Regions from separate parts of the Homo sapiens genome. Here regions 1 and 3 are each linked to region 2. The links are chromatin loops, found by intact Hi-C in ENCODE. Cell type or tissue: endothelial cell of umbilical vein. All regions are shown on one strand.

The links. A loop is a pair of places that touch in the nucleus more often than their neighbours do. Peaks named below come from ENCODE experiments on the same cell type or tissue, not always from the same donor. Only the 100,000 strongest peaks of a DNase experiment are listed, where the experiment ranks them.
Region 1: it touches region 2 in a loop (14-fold over the local background); 67 of 110 quality-filtered maps call a loop at or near these places.
Region 3: a loop joins it to region 2, with 10 times the contacts of the local background. A loop is called at or near these places in 101 of 110 quality-filtered maps.

Annotation. Positions count from the first base shown.
Region 1 is chr2:68,940,860-68,945,859 of GRCh38, forward strand. GKN2 (gastrokine 2) reads right to left here. Exons shown (of 6, transcript NM_182536.3): 6 at 4,373-4,591. The coding sequence ends at 4,509. Among named protein-coding and RNA genes, the nearest start is that of GKN2, 9.5 kb to the right of the region's middle. RefSeq lists an enhancer at 2,878-3,067. In endothelial cell of umbilical vein, CTCF peaks have their summits at 2,817 (motif pointing right) and 3,019; a DNase peak (open chromatin) is centred at 2,822; H3K27me3 peaks cover 158 bases.
Region 2 is chr2:69,304,741-69,309,740 of GRCh38, forward strand. No RefSeq gene overlaps it. Among named protein-coding and RNA genes, the nearest start is that of GFPT1, 80 kb to the right of the region's middle. RefSeq lists enhancers at 1,373-2,112, 2,598-2,647 and a silencer at 2,218-2,367. In endothelial cell of umbilical vein, a CTCF peak has its summit at 2,825 (motif pointing left); a DNase peak (open chromatin) is centred at 2,721; H3K4me3 peaks cover 1,140 bases; H3K27ac peaks cover 1,757 bases.
Region 3 is chr2:69,010,063-69,015,062 of GRCh38, forward strand. ANTXR1 (ANTXR cell adhesion molecule 1) reads left to right here and starts at 3,117. Exons shown (of 18, transcript NM_032208.3): 1 at 3,117-3,589. The coding sequence starts at 3,438. In endothelial cell of umbilical vein, a CTCF peak has its summit at 2,956 (motif pointing right); a DNase peak (open chromatin) is centred at 2,929; H3K4me3 peaks cover 1,439 bases; H3K27ac peaks cover 416 bases; H3K27me3 peaks cover 683 bases.

The sequences.
Region 1 (5,000 bases), 360 kb before region 2:
GTGGATTTGTCATAGATGTTTCTTATTATTTTGAGGTATGTTCGTTTGATAGATGTTGAATTTTTATTGATAGCTTTTTCTGCCTCTATTGAGATGACTATGTAGGTTTTGCTTTCAATTCTGTTTATGTGGCGAATCATATTTATTGATTTGCCTATGTTGAACCAGGCTTGCATTCCTGGAATGATGCCTACTTGATCATGATATATTAACTTTTTGATATGCTGCTGGATTTGGTTTGTTAATATTTTGTTGAGAATTTTCACATCTATTCAATCTTGGGAGATTTTTTGCTTTCAGGAATTTATCCATTTCCTCTATATTTTCTAATTTGTGTACGTTCATAGCAGTCTCTGAGGACAAGTATTTCTGTGGATCAATTGTAACATCACCTTTGTCATTTCTGATTGTGTTTATTTGGATCTTTCTTTTTTGTTCATCTAGCTAGGTGGGTCTATCAATTTTATTTATTCTTTCAAAGAAACAACTATTGGTTTCATTTGATCTTTTGTATGGATTTTGCATCTCAATTTCATTCCATTCTTCTCTAACTTTAGTGACTTCTTTTATTCTGCTAGCTTTGGGGTTGGTTTGTTCTTTTCTGTCTAGTTCTTTTAGATGCAAAGTTAGACTGCTAATTTGAGATCTTCCTAACTTCTTGATTAAGGCATTTAGTGCTATAAACTTTCCTCTTAACACTGCTTTAGCTGTACCCCAGAGATTTTGGTAAGGTATGTCTCTATTTTTAGTAATTTCAAATAATTTTTTATTTCTTCCTGAATTTTGATGTTCACACAAGAGTTATTCAGGAGTAAGTTGTTTAATTTTCATGTATTTATGTATGAGATCTTCTTGATATTGATTTATTTTTAATTACATTGTGGTCTGATATTAAGGTTCGTATGATTTCAATTTTTTTTAATTTATTGAGACTTGCTTTCTTACCTAGCATGTGATTGATCTTGGAATGTGTTCCATGTGCAGATAAGAAGAATGTATATTCTGTCTTTGTTGGGTGAAGTTTTCTGTGGATATCTATTAGGTCCAATTGGTCAAGTAACAAGTTTAAGTCCAGAGTTCTTTTATTAGTTTTCTGTCTCAATGATCTGTAAGTAGGATGTGAAAGTCTCCCACTATTATTGTGTGGCTGTCTAAGTCTTCTTGTAGATCGAGAAGTACTTGTTTTATAAATCTGGGTGCTCCAATGTTGGGTGTGTATATATTTAGAATAGTTAAAACTTCTTGTTGGATTGTACCCTTTGTCATTATGTCCTTTTTTCCAATAAGCCTTCTGTGGTCCAGGAAATACCCTTCTTTGTCTTTCTTAATTATTAAGGGTTTAAAGTCTGTTTTGTCTGATATAAAACTAGTGACTCCTGCTCTTTTTTGTTTTCTGATTTTGCATGATAAATCTTTCTCCAAGTCTTTGAGTCTGTGGGTGTCATTACACATAACATAGAGCTCTTGAAAATAGTGGATGATTGGATCTTGTCTTTTTATCAAGCTTGACACTCTATGTCTTTTAAGTGGGGCATTTAGCCCCTTTACACTCGGGGTTAGTATTGATGTGTGAGATGTTGATCCTGTCATTGTGTTGTTATGTAGACTTACTGTGTAATTGCCTATAGTGTCGTTGGGCTGTGTGCTTAAGTGAGTGTTTGTGGTAGCAGGTGTTATTCTTTTGAGTCCATATTCAGCACTCCCTTAGGACCTCTTGTTAGGCTGGTCTAGTTGAATTCCTTCAGCATTTGCTTGTCTGAGAAGGTTTTTATTTCTCCTTCACTTAGGAAGCTTAGTTTGGCAGTGTATGAGACTCTTGGTTGGAATTTTTTTTCTTTAAGGATGACAAAAATAGACCCCTCTCCCTCCATCTCTTCTGGCTTGTCAGGTTTCTGCTGAGAGGTCCACTGCCAGCCTAATGAGAGTCCTTCTGCATGTGACTTGACCCTTCTCCCTAGCTGTCTTTAAGATTTTTTTCTTTTGCATTGACCATGGTGAATCTGATGACTATGTGCCTTGGGGATGGTCATCTTGTATATTATCTGGCCAAGGTCTTCTGTATTTCTTGAATTTACATGTCAACCTCTCTAGAGAGATTAGGGAAATTTTTGTGGGCTATGTCCCCAAATATATTTTCCAAGTTGCTTATTCTCTCTCCTTCTCTCTCAGGGATGGCAATGAGTCATAGATTTTGTCTCTTTACATAATCTCATATTTCTGGGAGATTGTGTTCATTTCTTAAAACTCTTTTTTCTTTATTTTTGTCTAAGTTGATTCAAAGAACCAGGGGTCAAGCTCTGAGATTCTTTCCTCAGCTTGGCCTATTCTGCTATTAATACTTCTGATTGTATTATGAAATTCTTTTTTGAACTCAATAAGCTCAGTTTGGGTCTTTTGTAAAATTGCTATTTTATCTTTCAGCTCTTAAACCATTTCACTGGATTGCTTGGTTTCCTTGGATTGCATTTCAACTTTCTCCTGGATATCTATAAGCTTCATTGCCATTCAGATTCTGAATTCCATGCTCATCATTTCAGATTGGTTAAGAACAATTGCTGTGGAGCTAGTGGGCTCATTTGGAGGTAAGGGGACGCTCTGGTTTTTTAAATTGCTACAGTTCTTGCACTGATTCTTTCTCATCTGGGAGGGTTGGCGTTCCTTTAACTCTGGTGTAAACTGAATATAGTCAGTTGGCTTCATTTCTGGAAGTTTTCAGAGGGCAAAGGCTCTAAACAGTCTGTTGAATTCCAGTCCTCGGCCTGGCAGGCAGGAAAATTAGCAGTTTTTCGTGTTGTAGTTTGGGATGAAATCCAGTAGATGGCGCGTGAGAGCAATGGGAGATAGCTAGACTAATATTCTGCCACCCGGCTCCTTTGTGTATCCGGGCCTTTGAAGCCGTGCTCTGTGGTGCAAGGGGGAGAGGGGTGACCCCTCACCAGGTCTCCTCCTCGGTCTTGAGGGGAGGGACCCCTGATCACTGGCACTGTGGCCGTGACTTTCTGTTGTTGTTAGGTGTTCCAGGTCGTTGGGCTCCTTCAGGCAGAGGTCCAGCAGGGAGACAGGCCCCACACTTACTGGACCAGCTCTGTGGAGGGAGGCACGCCTAGGTTCCACACCAGCCCAGGAACCTGTGCGACTCACCCCTCTCTGAGAGTTTTCTGAGAGTATGGGCTCCTCTTCTGCTGAAGCACTGGGCCCAGTTCCGCACTCCGGAGCCACAGCCCTGGGACGTCCGGATCTGCTCACAGCTCCCTCCCCTGGACCCTTGGGGTTGGGATCTGTGTGCACTGGGGGATTCAAACAGCTCCCACGCTGCCGGAATGCACTCAAGTGGAGCAAAGCACCCATGCTGAGCAGCTGAGGCTGCACTGTGTACACACTCCTGTGGGGTGGCCAGGCAGGAATCCTGGGAGGGACTGGCAGGCAGGTGGGCCTGCGGGACAGATGTGCCCTAATCCCACGGGGAAGCACTTCTTCTCCCATTCTGGTGGTTATATGGGGCCAGAGCCTCTCAGAGGGAGACAGAGAGCCCTGGGGGATGAGTGCTCCCGCGGAGCTGTCTCACAGACAAAGCTTCCAGCTCCGTGCCTGCTGGAGCCCTTTCTCCATCTAATCTCTAGTGAGAGTCTCATGTCAGCTCAAACGCGGAGGCCGGGGGTCCTCTGCAGCTAGGATCCCAGAGGTCTACGGCAAGAGAATAAATTGTTATTAAAGTAATTCCTCTTTGCTCTGAATTTGCATTCAGCCGAACGTTCACGTGTGACCCAGCTTCACGATCTGAGATTTGTACACAATGTGCAATTTATTTGAAATATTGGAAGTTGCTTTTCTGCTATGTATTGACTTGGCATTTCTAGTCTTTCACTCCTGTTATGATCTTCAGTATGGTGCATCTTTTCCTGGACGTTAGGTGCTCCTTCCTCTCTCCCTTTCTCCCTTCTCACTCCAGGGCAACACATATTATTATAAAGTTTATTCAGGTTGAGTCTACTGCTTTGGTGAGTTAAAGGACATTTTAACTCATATGAATGGCCCTAAAAGCCTTCACCTGAGCATTCAACTTGTTTGATAAGCATACGCTATGTCCCTCCCCTGGCCAGGTCAAGGCCACCACCGTGTGAGCCTCTTCTCTACCCAGGTTGCTCCCATATATTTGGATGGTTAGATGGGAAGCTGGTCCAGAGGGCAGACGAAGAAATGGAAATTCGACCCCAGCTGACTAGTCCACATGTGACCCAGTGGTATTATCTGGGAATTTTCACACATTATGCACCTTATTTAAAATTCTGGCAATTTTTTTTCTTCTATATAGTGACAAAGACATTGCTTGGATTCCCTTTGCTGCTTACAAAAAACAACAAACACCAAAAAATCTATAAATACAGCATTTATATTTTCTGACTGAATCTCAAAATTAGTTGGGGCATTGGGAAAGAATTTAATTTGACTTTTGAGTGTAAACCAAGGATGTATTTCTTTGAAAAGATAAAACAAGAGGGCTAATCATCCTAAACATGAATGTCTGCACAGATTGAAATTCCCAAGATGCCCAGGAGCCCAGCCTTTGCACAGCCTCCAGCACCGACATTATCTGGAAAAGGGAAAATTTTTCAGAGAAAGAGCATTAAAAAATATATTATTGGAATTATTAGAATAATAATACATTAGCTTAAATAAAACTGACAACTTTTGGAAGTGCTGGTTGGCTCAATCCCAGTGATATTATGCCATTCTGTGTCAATGGCATACCTATGTGCCTTTATTTACTTTATGAATGAGTACTTAAAATTTTTTTCTGGGCAGTAGATATATAATAAACATAAACTCTTCTTTATCTACCTTCCAGTACTCTGAGAAATTTCCTTTGTTGTGTTCATCATCAGTTGGCCCGACCTCTTTCACTCTGGTTGCTCTGCCACATTTAGAAACTTTGTATAAAAATGACAGTAATATCTGCAGTGGCATATGTTACCCAGATGAATCAGGGTTTTTACTCCCTG
Region 2 (5,000 bases):
CCAGGAATCTGAACGCAGATGTTCCAGGCAGACATGAGTGCTGCCTGATCTGAGGGTGGGTGGAGGGAAAGGAATGCACTGAGCTCCCGACATCCCCCCGTGCGCGGCTGATACCCGAGTGCGCTGATAGCAGCTGTGGCTCTGTGGAGCGCAGCCTGCAGGGCCCAGGGTGGGGCTGTCGCTGAGGGTGGGGCTGCTGTCGCTGAGGATGGGGCTACTGTCCCTCTCTCTCTCCGCAACTGGATGAACCCCACTGTCAAGTGTCCTAGGCACAGACAGACCAAGGCACAGAAATGAGAGGATCTGAGTCCCGGGCTGCAGGAAAAAGGAATTTCCTCTTCTCTTTGGGCCCGGGGACAAAGTAAAGGCTGTCCCAAAGGTGAATGGAAGTCCTCATCCTCTCTCCTGAATATAGAGAGCAGGTAGAACCCTCTCTCTGGGGGAGAGATGATGGCAGCTACAACTCTGCGGGGGGTCCCCATCTCCCCAAGGATGCTCCTATGGCCCTAGTAGCCACCACCCTGGGAGGTGGACTGCACCTCACTGCCCTGTGCTTGTCCAAGCCTCCAGGACGGTCCTGCTAAAAATTTCAGCCTGATCTCAGCTGCGTTACAGGGCCTTGGAGAAAAGCCTCCTCATCCCCTTGCCCAGAATACCAGAAGGGACAGCAGCGTCCCTCTTCCAGCCCAGGGCAGCCACGTGCTGACACGATGCAGAGGCCAGAGCCCAGAGCCCTGGACCACACACGACCAGTTCTTCTAAGACAGCAGGCTGAGCAAGGCCTGGGGAGTTGAGGCATGCTGCAGCAAGGGGTGGGGGGGGGGGGGGCGTTGGAGGTGAGGGTCCTGAATGGGCAGGTGGCATGTGAAGTGGATTGAAATGGGAGCTTATATTAGCAGGTGGCTGCTGAGGGTCACATGTACTGGTCAAGTCATTGCAAGCTGGTCAGGCACTGGGGTGGGCAATGGGTGGGGCAGTCAAGACTGAGGCATGGTCAACCCATTTCTGCCTGCAGTTTTGTGTGGCTGGGACATCCCACTGGCATCTCCTAGCCCAGCTCCTTTCGGACAGCTCTGCAGTCAGACCTCAGACAAGCTGCCAGTGGGGGTTAGCGGGAGACCTGGCCACCTGAGAGGCTGCGCGACTTCCCTTTCTCTACCAGGGCCGTCGCTCCTGGAGCAAGAAGCCGGCATAAGTGGGACCTCGAGGTCCAAAGCGACCTCAACATCAAAGAATTCAGCACTGTTTTGAATAGCCTGAACCAGCTTCCAAATCAATGCAAAATCCACTCACCTAGGGGCCTCGTCTTAGCTTAGCCCTTGTCACCCCCAGCCCGGGACCCTGAGGCGACAGCAGCTCACCTTAGAGACACCAACATTCTTTTCTGGTCCCTAATGCGCTGTGGACAGGGAAACAACCCAGCCTCGCTGACCTCAGCCATCTTCCTGTGCCAAAAAAAAGGAAAGGAGCCAAAAGGAAGAGAGGCGGGAGAGACCACATTTTAAGGAGAAAGATATTTACAGATAGGCTCCCTCTCCTGCCTTCAACCCCTGAGCTATAAAGCCTTGAAACGTTGCAATTTGCAATCAAATGTCAGACACAAAACCTTCTGGCTGGAGATGCAGCCGTGCCAGCTTCCTGAATTCTCTCCTCAATGTCGGCTGCGTGGGGATTTAAACTCATTTAAACTGGTGGGCCTGGGACCGGCTGTATCCATCAAAAACCAGGAAGGGGAGCCGGCGCGGGGCGTGCACAGCTGTAGGAGGGCTCTCTGTGTGCGAATCCAGGCCCTGAGTTCGCACGCCCACCTGGGGCGGTGGTCCAGCCGCCAGGAACCCGCTTCCCAGCCGCTCCCCCTCACGCAGGAAGCCGGGACTCTGGGCGCAGCTCTCCCGGACCACGGCCACGTCCTGGCTCCAGCTACGGAGGCAGAAAGAAGCCACAGAAACCTAAAGGACAGGAGGGGAAACTGAGCTTTCCGCGTGGGTGCGGCTGCCCTTGACACCCGCTTGGGGGCTCCGGAGGGGGAGGCAGGGCGGCCCCGCGCTGAGGGTGGAAGCGTGAACATCCGAGCAGAGAGAGCGGGGAGGGGCCGTCCGGAGAGATGCCCCGCTGGCCCGACTGTGGCCCCCGGGAAAGACGCCGGTCCCGTGAGCACCGCCCCTTCTGTTGTCTCCAGACGCCCCGCTGGGATCACTGCGCGCCGCCGCAGCTTCCCCACTACCCGTTCCAGAGCCACACCCTGGGGTGCGGCCGACACAAGATACCGCAAGGCCGGAGCCCCTCTGCGACCCCTACTTCCGAAGGCCGGGCCCCGGGCGCCTGCAGCCTCTTCCGCACCCGGCTCGGCCGGCGGGTCTGGGGCTCCCGGCACAGGTGGAGGTGGTGGCAGGTAGGAGGCGCTGCGGGGACACTACTGTCCCTGCCCTCCAGACGGCGCCCCGGGACGGCTGTGCCCCCAGGGCCTAGAAAAGTGCCTGAAGCTCAAGGGCCGCTCTCTGAGGGAGAGGGGACCGATCTGAGTGAGATCAGGGAGCGGGCAGAGGGGCTTGGAGGGGACCAGCCCAGAGCACCCCCACAGGGTGTCCCTTGGGTCCTGCCCTAGACTGCGCTGGATGGATTCTGCACACCCCACATTCCAGCCTCCCAAGACCATTGATGCCCTGTGTTTGCAGGCATGGCGCGCCCCGCAGAGCGAGAAATGTAAGGAAGGGCACAGGGCCGAGACGCGTGGCCGCCCCTTAACTGCGCTTCCTCTCGACTCTCGGGGGCTTCGCGGCGTCTGTGCTCATTCAGGCTGGGAAGGCGCTGCCCCCGTGTGGCCGCTGCCCGTCTCCGCAAGGCTGTCGTGTGGGGCGCTCCTCTGCTGTGACCAGCGCGGTTTGTGTGATTCCGCTCCCCCGCTCACACCCACCTGTTTCAGCACTGTTTTAAATAGCCAGAACCAACTTCCTAATCAATGCACCTGGGGTGGATACGGCGCGGGGGTGGGGGTCACAGTAACACCACAAAGTAGCATTTTTCTGGTTCGGCTCCACCTGGAGAACTGTGGGTTCTGCGGACCCCCGAAAATTCCAACCAATTACCAAGTAGTTCAGAAGTTCCAGGAGTCTGGGCCACTGTGGCGGTCGCCATCTTCTCCTGCTGAGGGGCTGAGGTGCCCATTGCTGTCCCTCTCTTCCCGGTGCTCTCAGTGCTGAGCTCCAGCATGCCCCTGTGGAAGGCCCTGCCACAAAGCCTGGCTGCTCCACGCTCCCTGACTCGGCTGTCCTCAAATCCCCCTTCCCCTCTGACAGCCAGTGGTTTCTTTACATCAACTAGGTGCCCCCAAGGTTAGACTTTCCAAGGAAGACCCCGCTCCATTTACACGGTGGTTTCGTTTTACATTTTTAAGCAACAGTTCTCTCAGATATTATTAACAGAGAAAGCATCGTTTGGGTATAAAAGAAGAAGGCCGAGAATGAGGACATCTAGACCCCAGCTGTGGTGTTCTCCAACCAGCGCTGTGCTCCTGGGGGTCTCTCTGGTGGCTCTGTTTAACAGGGGGTCACCTGCTGAAATAGATGGCTGTGGTGTTCATGGCAGGGGATATGAGGATCTTTTAGTGCAGAAGAAAGTTTAGTGGAAAGGAGATGGTGGAGCAGTGAATGAGAGAGTGACCCTGTGGTATGTGGTCCCAGCCCCACTCAGTGCAAGAACTGAGCCTGGTAATACCTCAGGAGCAGCCGCTGTGGGGTGACCAGCTTGCGGGGCAAGGCATGGGCCCTGAGGAGAGGGCACAACAGGTGCAGACGATTGCTAACCCAGACCCGCAGAAGACGTAATGGGCTTCTTCCTAAACACACACGCAAACTCCTGGGGACTTTGATAAATGCCTGTGGCATTTGGAGTGGTGGAGGAGGACACCAATGTCCTGTCGTTATGAAGGACCCCAAAGCTGGGGGAATTAAGCCAAAATATGGACCCACAGATTGGCTGCTGCTGGCGATATTCACAGGAGGTCATGCAGATTCTGTCTGGGATCATTGGAGTCCCGATGCCATGTCTACCTACATCATGCACGTGTGACACCCTTGGAGTAGAACCAGTTTATTCACAGGGTAACCCTGGCAGTGGCATCTGTAGAGAATTCTGGAGCTTGCAGCTGGGAGGGACCCTCAGTACTCCCTGCTGGCTCTGGAGACCCCAGAGGACAGTGAGGGGGCAACAACTGAGAGGACCTCCTAGGCTGCTCTGAGCTCCTGGGCAGGTCTAGAGAGGTGGCTGGATGTTCCAGAGGGAGGAAAAGGCAAGTGGCTTTGCCCAAGCTGGCTGGCATTTCTGGTCACTCTGTGTCCCTAGAGAAATGCCTGAGAACACTCAAAGTCCTTAGGTCAGACCCAACATGTCTAAAAAGACGGAGTCTTCCTGGAGACTATGGGGAAACTATGGAGAGGAGGGTCACAGGGATTATGTCAGATGTGCCAGAATCTGGGATACAGGCACACAAGCTGGGTCGGTGATTCCTGAAGCCAGGTTACCCTGGCATTTCCAGTGACACGATCCAGTTCTAAGTCCCCTTTTGTGCTTCAGTTCCATAGAGTAGGGTTTCTGTTACCCATAACCAGAGGAGTCCTCTCACAATACAGGATTTGTTAAGTCTCCACACATAATTAGATATGGGCTAACAGGAAGTGGACATCTCAGGCAGTGGTAATCTGAAGGCTGCGGTGCCACTCAGAGAGGTGTGGTAGGTGCTGTGCAAGTTGTATTGGGAGTGTGAACTGAATTACTGTGGCAGTGTCTACTTCTGAATGCTGGGTGTGGCTGGCCCAGGAGACTCTGGACCCAGGAAAAGCCTGTTTTGCATTTTCTCATGCAGGTTCATCTCTCTTACAATCACGGACTACCTCTCACCCTGCACTTCAAGATACCAGCACTTAACACTTAATTCTGAAGTGTATTGGGTGCCTGAAAACAACCACATGCAATAATAAAACTCTCCCCAGTTCCAAATGGCT
Region 3 (5,000 bases), 290 kb before region 2:
ATTAAAGAAGCAGAAGAGTCCCTTCCAAACCTCATGTATCTATCTTTATAGGCCTTGAAAAGGCTGATCAACCTCTTCCAGAACACTGGAGGCCTTGGAAGGCATTAGGAACCAGGACACTCCCAATCAAGTCAGAACACTGAGAATTACCTCAAGAGGATGGTAACATTTGTGTAGGAAGATCTTGACATTTATATGTCTCTGAGTTGTAAAATCATTCTGGAAAATGCTAGCAGGAACCCACCAAGACTCTCCCCAAGCCGCCTTCTAGCCTGCAGTGACTGACCCACCTCTCCCATTTCTCTACAAGCACTAATTATGAGGCCACTACAGCCTAACAAACAAAGGCAAAAGTTGTTGCCAATTTTTGACACCTGACAACATCCCCCGCTGAGCGAACATGCTGGGATCACAGAAGAGGCTTCATTTACCACTGTTATAGACTATGGACATCTTTGTCGTATTTAAACTCTCCCTGCGAATAACCATATCTCTGCAGCTCAACTTCAAGCTCACTTCTCAAGAATGTTTGGAGAACACCTCCCTACAGTGAGTGAGGCTGGCACAAAGCCCTCTAGGTAGAAGAGGCAGCCTGGAATGTATTTCCTCAGGCTGGAGGGAGAGCAGGGTAGAGGCATTTTAAGATCTAGAGATGGACTTCTTTCTAGAATCCTGGAAGAGAGGCAGAGGCACTGGGACACTCAAATATCTGAATTCCTCTCACTGCCTGTCTGCCCTGGAAAATACCATCTTTGTCCAGAGGAGCCTCTTGATCTTTCTCCCCTTCCCCATAACCTTGTTTCCCACAGAATATCCTCTCTCCTCCCACCCCTGGAAGAACTATGCCCTCATCTATCTTGGATAATGGTGTCTGTAACTTTGAAGAGCTCTATCAGGACACCCCCTGCTTCCTTCCGGGGTAATTTCCTAAACTATTTTGCCTGTAAAGCTCTCAACACATTCCTCTGTCACCTAAACTCTTAACAACTTGAGACGGCCCTGGGGGCATGACGGTGAGAGAAGATATTCTTAATGCTTCCCTGATTCATCTCACCCCTCCACCCGCTTTCCACATTCAAGCTCTTTCCTATTCCTTGCCAATCCCATAAACACTCTCTCCATCACATTGTCATATCCCTTTTCTTCTCTTACCAGCTCCCACCAGTGTTTCTGCTTTCCCTTACCCATCTGATTTCTATAGATTTCCTCACTGTCTTTCAAGTCATCGAGCTGCAGTGGGGTCAGCATGGGTTTTCAATCCTTTGAGGAGAAAGAAGACATGGAAGAGGAAGACTTGGATGGTTAGGGTATTTTAATCTCCCTCCAATTATTTTTTTCCTGAGAGCAATAATTCCCAAAGTATGGGTTTAATACATTTTATCTATGAAACAACAGTTTCATGGTCAAGTAAGTCTGGGAAACACAGTTCAGCAATTTTTTTCCTACAGAAATTCTCAAGGCTTTAATATGATACTAGGCATATATTAGTTATCTTTTATTATATTTAAAATTGCCCCCAAACTTAGAGACTTAAAACACTAATAAAAATTCGCTTATTTCTGTGGATCAGGAATCAGGGAATGGCTTAGCTGGGTAGTTCTTGTTTGGGATCTCTCATGAGGTTGCAGTCAAGATGTCAGACAGGGCTGCAGTCAGCTGAAGGCTTCACAGGATGTCAGGAACCTATGTCCAAGATGGGTCACTCACAATGTTGGCAAAGTGGTGTTGGCTGCCAGCAGGGGTCTCAGTTCCTTACCACACGGACCCCTCCTTGGGGCTGCTTGTGTGTTCTCACGACATGGCAGTGGGCTCTCCTACAGTGAGTGATCCAAGAGAGAAGGGAAAAACCACAACATCTCTCATGGCCTATCCTCAGAAGCCACACACCATCTTCTTAATTACTCACAGGTCAGTCTCACCCAAGGTGGAAGGGGTGTGAATTCCAGGAGGTGAGAAACACTGGGTTCATTTTGGAGGCAGGTCAGTGCTACGCATGACAAATCTTCAAGGCTGATTTGACAACATGATTATTGGTTAGTGGAGCATTCCAAGACACTAAGATTCCATGGTACACATGTTGGGGGAAACCACCATGGACTGTCACATTGGGGTATAAGGGTCTGGGAGGCACACAAGTGGAGGGGAATATGTGTGTCTGGAGGAAGAATCCTGGGAAAACAGTACATGCATATGCACTGAGGGCTCCCAGAGCGGAAGACAATAGGAAGCTAGAACTGGGGTACCACTCGGAACTGGGGCTCAGAGGCTGATTCTCCAATTTAGAGAGGCTAGCACGGAACTTCCCTGCCAATTCCAAACTGCTTGGAGCGTCTCTACTCTTGTAAGCTGTTTACTTCCTCCATCCTAAATCAAAGATAGAGAGAAAATGTCAAAGTTCACAGGCTGAAAAGAAGAACTATTATCATAGAATCCCTAAAAGATGGAGATGGTGGCCATCTAGAAGGCTCAGCTGTTCCATGCCGGGAGCAGCCCTAAGTACCACACTCTGTGGGGTTGTTTGTGATGGTTTCAGACCGGACCCCAACAGTCTCTTTTATGGTCCAGACAGACTAAGACCATGTAAGGTCACTCTGATGACTCATACCACAAAGGTCCCGTTTTTCCCCTACTTCATCTGCACAATGGTTTGTTTGCAAAGGTCCTAGCCTGGGGAGCCGGAGTCACCGTGGTTGGAGGAAACAAATTCTCATCCAATGTTTAGTGACCTTATCAAAAGATGCAGGATAGGGAAGGAAAAGAAGGAATAGAAGGACTACAGAGAATGGAGAGGCGGTCACGGAAAAAGAAAGGGAAAGTGCGTGGGAAGAAGGAAGGAGTAAGAAAACACGCACAGCTCACATGAGAATGGTAAGGACAAGGAAATTTATACGCGAAGCCTGGAAGCGCCCCCGCCCCCGACGCACTCCCGCGGGTCCCACGCGTGCTTTCGCCGCCTTTGTCCACAAGGTGGCAGCCTTTGAACTTTCTTCCCCGTAAGAACGCGAAAGGGGGGCAGAGAGGAAGGAGAGAAGGCAAAGCACTGCCCCCACCAAGAACAATTTGAAACCCCCCCCCCCCCCCATCATATTTAAAATCTGGGACAAAGAACCGTCGGGACGGAACTCCTTCCATTGCAAAAGCTCGGCGCGGCCTCGGGAGCTGCCCGGCGGCCCCGGACCGAGGCAGCCCTCCCCTTTAAAAGAAGCGGAGGACAGGATTGGGATCCTTGAAACCCGAAACCCAGAAACAGCATCGGAGCGGAAACCAGAGGGGAAACCTTGAACTCCTCCAGACAATTGCTTCCGGGGAGTTGCGAGGGAGCGAGGGGGAATAAAGGACCCGCGAGGAAGGGCCCGCGGATGGCGCGTCCCTGAGGGTCGTGGCGAGTTCGCGGAGCGTGGGAAGGAGCGGACCCTGCTCTCCCCGGGCTGCGGGCCATGGCCACGGCGGAGCGGAGAGCCCTCGGCATCGGCTTCCAGTGGCTCTCTTTGGCCACTCTGGTGCTCATCTGCGCCGGGCAAGGGGGACGCAGGGAGGATGGGGGTCCAGCCTGCTACGGCGGATTTGACCTGTACTTCATTTTGGACAAGTAAGTGCCGCGAGTTGTCCCCCCCACCCCAGGCTAAGCGGGCGAAAACGCTTTCGCCCCGGGCCGGGCTCGTTGGCAGGGTCGCCTGGGGACAGGAGCGCATCTCCAGGGCCACAGAGGGACCGCGCGGCAGGCGGCGGCGGAGTGCTGCGCCTTTGTTGGGGCGCGCTCCTCCCAGCCTCGGCTCCAGAGCCCGCAGCCGAGGCGACGCCGCTTGCTCGGAAGGGGACAGACTTCTTTTCTGTCTTGCTTTCTGTGTCCCAGGAGCAGGCAAGGGGCTTGGAGGATGCTATTGTCTTGCTGAGTTTCTGTGACTCCCTCCCGTGTTGGTGGGAAAGGCTTGCTTACCAAAGGCAGAACTTGCAGGCACAGGCACTCCTAAAGTTAGAGGCTTGGGCATTTTAAAGCCAATCGTCGCATTTTGTTTTTGTTTTTGTTTTTTTGTTTTGTTTTGAAACGCTGTCCCACGGAAGGCATTATCTTTGCTCCTAATCATGTAATGCATACTTCTCACCGGGCACTGAGTGAGAATGAAAGGCAGGGTTTCTTAACCTTGGCACTTCTGAGATTGAAACCTGGTAATTCTTTGTGGTGGGGGCTGTCCTGCGCGTTGTAGGATGTTTAGCAGCATCCTTGGCCTCTGCCCACTGGATGCCAGTAACATCCCCCGCCCCCCACTCCTTCCTTATTAGTGGTGACAACTAAAAATGCCTCCAGACATTGCCAAATGTCCCTCCCCTTCGACTTGAGTACCCCAGATGTAGTGAATTCAAGCTCTTGGCCATTTGACTGGTGGGCTACCAGGGAGGTGCAGGAGCCCTGGTTTCCTTGCAAAAAGTGGTTAGGCTTTAGGATTTGCTCAAGGGAGAGCTGAATTCTGACCAATGAAGCACTTCCCAAATCCGCATAAGTTTGCCAAGCCACAGTCACCCAAGGAAGCTTCATGCTATCTGCTGAAAACCAGCTTCAACGATAAAAAGCCCCTCACAGAAGATCCGTGCTCATTAAAACTGAGTGAGCTCTCCAGTGCCAGGAGAGGCGCTTTGCTGTTACAGTGGTGGGGAGATGGATTTCACAGACTGGAAAGTATTTAGGAGTTGGAAAAAGAGTCCTGCAAAATAAGCTGGCTAGCTAGACACCAAATGTGCTTTGCAGTTGCCCCTGGAGTTTGATTTTTCCGTAAAGGCTGTTTTGAACTCCAGATTCTTTGGATGAAAAGTGAGATTTCTTTTCTGCAGATTTATGAGAAGGTGGATACTGAAAATATGCTCCAGTGCTAAGGAATGGAATTTCTTTTGTTACTTCTAGTGGCTGGAAGCATCAGCTCACAGACTTAGAGACAGTGCATGAAAACAGTCGGAGGTGCTCCTCCTCCGTGCTTTTTTAAAAAGCCAATTCAGAATGATATTCA